2 separate regions of the Homo sapiens genome follow, and region 2 is linked to region 1. Evidence: chromatin loops called from intact Hi-C (ENCODE). Cell type or tissue: ascending aorta. All regions are shown on one strand. Each heading gives the region's core, and the rest is flanking DNA. Links, peaks and the distances in the headings are about the cores only.

Region 1 (2,920 bases), core at 303-2,802:
AAATTTTGAAACAGATTATTCTTCTGAATTTTCTTTTTTATTTTTGCTGGATTTATATAAAATATTAGTTAGGATACCTGTGCGGTAAAGAATTAACATAACAGTCCTGAGGCTGTTATCCTCGGAAAGGCCTCCTTGCAAGGTTGGTCATTGGCTGGCATATTAAAAACTGGAATTTAGAAGGGTTCGCATTCCCAGAACTGATAAGGGTGGCTTGCTGTGCCAAAACTGTACAAACAGTGTGGGTGATACTGAACACCTAATTTTTTCTGGGAATCTGGAATTTTGGTTTGTGCTAGGCCGAGGATGGCTACGTGACCAGCCCCCAACAAAATCTCAGGCACTGAGTCTTTAATGAGATTTCCTAGTAGACAACATTTCACATGTTTTATCCAACTCATTGCTAGAGGAATTAGGTGTGTTCTGTGTGACACCACTGGGAGAGAACTCTTGGAAGCTTGTGCTGGCCTTCCTCTGAACTTCACCCTGTGTGACTTTTCCCTTTGCAGGTTTTTCTTTGTATGCTTTCACTGTAATGAATCCTAACCATGAACAGGACTATATGCTGAGTCCTGTGAATCCTCCTAAGGAGTCATCAAATCTATGGGTGGTCTTGGAGAATGCTGACAGAATATAGCCTGTGGATTGATTGGAATGAGGTTAAACTGCTACAGCAAAGAGCTCCCCCAAACGCTATGACTTGAACAGAAAAGACATTTATTTATTTTTTCTAATGTTCATAGTCCAGAAATTGAAACTGTAAGATAAGTCTCACAAGGGTAATGGCTAAGCAGCACATGCACAAGCTACTGGGGCACACTGGAGAAAATGCATTGAGAAAGCAGCACCAGGGGTAGTGACGTGGCCCCTTTGTTGGCACATTGCATTGTAGGGAAGCACACATAATTCTAGTAGGTCTTGATGACAGACTTTGGAAGAGGGGCCTCAATATACAGGCAGTGGTACTTTTAAACTGCATGATTAGTGAAGTACCAGTTCCTCTCCTGGCCTATCATAGACCAAAACACAATAGTGGTATGACCTGGTATAATACTGGCCCCAGACCCATGCTGCCAGATGAGGACCTGAGGTTTGGGAGCACCAGCCTTTTGCCTGGCATAATCAGTGGGCTGGGGTCCAAGCCTTGCGGTTGTGTCTGTCACATGGCATGACAGCAACAGGATTTGTCACATCAGCATTTATGGTTGAGAAGAATCCCTATTTTTACCTTATGCTAATGGAAGAGTTTTTAATATTCTCCTCTTTACAAAGTAGTCTGGTTTTCAGTCATTCTTACCATCTCACTGACAAATAAGACAGATATTGGCTGCTAGTAATTACTTGGTAATTACCTGGATTTATGCTCTTATACTTTGATCTTAGAAAACTACTTCTCTAGTGTCTAATGTTGCTAAATAGCACTCTTTAGGAACTTGCAGAAAGTTTTTTTTTTGTCTTTTGTTAATTACATACTGGGGGAACAACAATAAATAGCATTCTTTGAGTCTGAGCATTTTAATCAACTAGGAAGAGATGGATCCCTTTATCTTTTGACCAGCACCACTTATGTTGCCTTAGGCACCTCATTCAAGTCAATTTTGAAGAGAAAATTTTGATAGTACTGTATTCAATATAGGAAGTTCACCCCAAAACTTTAGATGCCTCTATTTGCTAATTAGCCTTGTGCCCCATATCTAGAGTGAGATAAGGCTCACTCAGGATAGCCCCAATATGCACCTCCAAGCTGACTCCCTTCCCCAAAGGTGTCAGTTGCTAGGTAGCTTGACTCCTTTTAATTAGGAAATTCAACACAAGAACTGGCAGTTGAATAGTACCTGGTTTGGCATATCATTATCTGTGAAAGGTATTTACCATTTAAGAATTTTTGTGATTATTTAAGATAAAGGTAAGAGACAGCTAGCATAGTTGATTGAGTATGGGGTTTAGATCACAAGCTTAAGAACATCTGTATTCTGACAGTTATGGGTCATATGGCTTTGGAGAGAGACCAAATCTCTGTGGACATCTGTTTCATGATTTGTAAAATGTGACTGATAACAGGGTATACCTGCTTCTCTTAATTGTTATGAAGAATAAGTGAAATGTTCATACAAAAAAGCATGAATTTTAGCTATCTAATTACATCAGCTAACAGATTTAGTTCTCTAAAGGGAGTAGAGTCAGAATGTAAAAAACAAATTCTAATCAGTGATTTGCTTTGATAATGTCTACTCACCTTGAGAAATTTGTTAGCTTTCTTTTTCTAAAACTCCTTTAACAGCCAACAGATGAAGAATAGGTTTTTGAGATTTTGGATAGTCTTAGCTATTGAAAAGAGCATTTATTTATGTAAATTAACTCTAATGTTTCAATTATTCTGTTTTTATGTTACCTTATTTTTAAAATAGGAAGGTCAGTGAGTAAGATTGCTTAAAAAAATGCTAGTTTACCATGGTGAGAATCTACTTTCTTATGAACCCTTAAAAACATCACAGTGTGTTAAAGCCTTGATTATCTTTGATGGAATAGTTCAGTGGGCTTAAAGAGCAGGCCCTTGAGTAGGACCACCTAGATTTAAATCCTAGCTTTACACTCAATAGATGTAGAGTGTTGGAAAAGTTATCTACTATTTAGTTTATGTCTAGCTCATGAAAATGCAATGGTGCTCTGTGTGTTTGTCTGGTTGCTTTCCCTGAGACTCATCAGTGTTGTTCAGTCTCTCTCTCTCTCTCTTCCCCCATCCCTTAAATTTAATGTAAAATTCAAAAACAGATTTGGAAAAAAATTAGATATGATTTAGATGTGATTCTCCCTTATTGCACTGATGGTATAGTTACTTTAAAAAAAAGAGAGAGAAGGAACACAGATTCCTTGCTTTGTGTTGCTTAATGTGTTTTTGCAAAATGTTGTTTGCCAATAT
Region 2 (2,920 bases), core at 202-2,701, 64 kb before region 1:
ACTCAGAGGACTGATAAATCAGAATTTCTCTATGTTTTTTAGAATGTTAATAAATGGAAAAAATATATAATATAATAAAGCAATGGCCTGTGGCCACATATGTTTGGGAGTACATTTGTTTAAGCAATCAGGTTTCTAGTATAGTAGGATTCTCCAGCTCTTTTGAGATGCAAATGTAATAGCAAATCTCTGAGCAGAGATGAAGTATGTAGCGTGGATCCAGGGGCAGTTTTCATACCCCTACCCCTACTGCTGCATTTTTTAGAAAACATTCTTCTTGTTTAGTGTTCTTTGAGATAGACTCCGATACATCCCTTCAGAGATCATCAACTAAAAACCTAGTAGAATGGTATTTGGCTATTTGACACAAGTAAATAGTTAGAACCAAGATAGTGGTTTTAGGTTGTAGGAGAGATGCTTTGAAGGAAGTGGTGGGCAGGTACCAAAGCCCAGGGAACCTGCCCAATTTGTAGGACTGTGTGGTTCAGACCAGCCATACTGCAGAATCCCTGATGCACGAAATCAGCTCAAGACTGCCTGTGTATTATGAGAGCTGTAGTGACCCAGTCCAGTACTGAATTTGATTTACTAAGAAACTTAAGTTGAAAGATGGAGACTGGTTGTTGAAGCAGTTTCAAAAGAAGGGTCGACCTTGCTGATAGATTCATGTTCTAACTCAACTGCTCCCAACCAGACAATGGCATTTCAAGCATACAATTATATCTAGAAGCAATTTGAAACATAAGTCACCTGAGTTCTGGCTTGTACTTTTTTGAGGTAATTGGGCCAGTTTTGTTTATAAGAAAGAAAAAGATCTGTTTTATGAAAGCAATACCCTAAATATGTTCTTTGACTAGTATACATATCCCAACTATACTTATTATATTTTATATTATATTATGTTAATAATAAAAATAAATTATAAACTTATACGTATTATAACATGTCTATTGCTATAGATAACACATTTTGTGAAGTGTAGAGCTGGTCAATACTTTCTAGTAAAGCATAAGCTTTTATTTTTGTATTCAGATTCTGTTTTTATAAATGTGACTTCCTGTAAAGGGAAAGGAACATGCAAACTTTTATTATTGTTGTTGTTGTTGTTATTGTTTGAAACTGGGTCTCACTCAGGCTGGAGTGCATGGAGTGCAGTGGCAGGATCACAGCTCATTGTAGCCTTGACCTCCTGTGCTCAAGCATCCTCCCACCTAAGTCTCCTGAGTAGCTTGGATTACAGGTGTCCACCACCATGTTTGGCTAATTTTTTATAGAGAAGGGGGTCTCATTATGTTGCTTTGGTTGCTCTTAAACTCGTGGGCTCAAGCAATCCTCAAATTTTGGCCTTTCAAAGTGTTGGAATTACAGGCGTGAGCCACTGTGCCTGGCCTCCAAACTTTAAAGCTATTGTTTAACAATTTAAAATCTCCAATAATGCTTCATTTATATATGAATATAATGGGTCAATCATATTTCCTTTAACGTATATAATTTATGAAAAATCTTGTCAGAGATATATTGGGTTTTGGTTTTGGTTTCATTACTTTGAAAGTTTGGAATCAGTAAGTGTAACAAACTTTTTTCCCCTTAGTGTCAGTCTATTTCTGTGTCTGTAGTTACAAATTTTGGATCTGAAAAATGTTCAATTTACGTCATGAAATGGAGCTGGCCTTCTTTCTAAATATGTTGGCGCTGGGCCAGGGCTAGCTTTTCCACTAGTGCTTCCATGCCTATCTTTTAAAATGTAGATTTTATGTATTTTCTTTTGATTGGTGATCAGTCTATTATACTCATGGTTTGCTTCCATTTTGGAATCTTCTAGTAAGAAATGACCTCAGACATTATTGAGAAATTTGTGTCATTCTTTTCTCATTATCAACTTTTTTTCCCCTGACATTTGTTCTGAGTAGCTCAGGTGCACTTTATCCAGGCAGTCAGTTTGTGCTGAATGTTATTTGACCTTCAGGAATCTAAGATTCAGCCAGGATTGGGCCAGACTTGATCTTCTCCTGTTTTAGATACCTGGCCAACTTCTCTGGCCAGCATTAGGCTTTGACATTCCCAAAGGCCTGTAGATGATTTCATGAAAGGGTATGCTATCCTTTTACTTGTCTGCAGTCTGTTTCAACAGTGAAAATAATAGAAACTGTAGGTTAGTGTTAAGGATATTCTTATCTGTTGCAAATTTCTCTTCTCTTCTCTTCTCTTCTCTTCTCTTCTCTTCTCTTCTCTTCTTTTTGCCTGCCTGCCTGCCTGCCTTCCTTCCTTCCTTCCTTCCTTCCCTGCTCTCCTCCTCCTCCTCCTCTTTCTATTGCTCCCATTTATTCCTGTTTTGGGGGTAGTGATGTGTGGAATCATTGGTATGCTGTTTTTGTATATTTGGTTTCTCCTCTTGGTACTCTCTTGAAGGCCTTTCTAGCAAGACAGGTGTGAGAGATGCTCGGGGTGGCACAAGGCACCCGGCTGGAAATGGACTTGCAATTTTGATTGAGAGAAGCTTCATGGAGTCTACACTTTTGCAGTAGTAGGACATTTGCCACAGATTTTAGTTTGCCATGGAGTTTCTTAGATGGTGTAATCATGACAATTCTTATGTTTATTAGTGGTGTTGGCATCAGTGAAAGCCTCAGAAAAGATTCTGTAAGACAAAGTAAAAACTACCTCTACACAGGCATGGTAAAATACCAGATTGTGAAAGAGCAAAGAATGATAATTTGGGAATGGTCATATAATGGATTAAACATAGGTTTTTGTCACTTGGATGCCTCTTACACAGCCACAATAAGCAAGTCTTACCTGAGAAACACTGGAATGTCTGTTTTCTAGCAGAGGGGTGCCTTGCATGCTCTTCCATGGTGCCAGAGCCTGGCCATGTGGCTCCTGGAGCATACTTATGACCACGAAGGCAATTGTACCGTTC

Evidence for each region. Hi-C counts contacts between places; a loop is a spot of excess contacts. Peaks named below come from ENCODE experiments on the same cell type or tissue, not always from the same donor. Only the 100,000 strongest peaks of a DNase experiment are listed, where the experiment ranks them.
Region 2: it touches region 1 in a loop (2.0-fold over the local background); 1 of 110 quality-filtered maps calls a loop at or near these places.

The regions. Positions count from the first base shown.
Region 1 is chr4:72,386,403-72,389,322 of GRCh38, reverse strand. All of the region lies in intron 4 of ADAMTS3 (ADAM metallopeptidase with thrombospondin type 1 motif 3), which reads left to right. Among named protein-coding and RNA genes, the nearest start is that of ADAMTS3, 180 kb to the left of the region's middle. In ascending aorta, for the core only: no CTCF peak of the experiment used is centred there; no DNase peak of the experiment used is centred there; H3K27ac peaks cover 966 bases.
Region 2 is chr4:72,450,285-72,453,204 of GRCh38, reverse strand. All of the region lies in intron 3 of ADAMTS3 (ADAM metallopeptidase with thrombospondin type 1 motif 3), which reads left to right. Among named protein-coding and RNA genes, the nearest start is that of ADAMTS3, 120 kb to the left of the region's middle. In ascending aorta, for the core only: no CTCF peak of the experiment used is centred there; a DNase peak (open chromatin) is centred at 1,674; H3K27ac peaks cover 1,212 bases.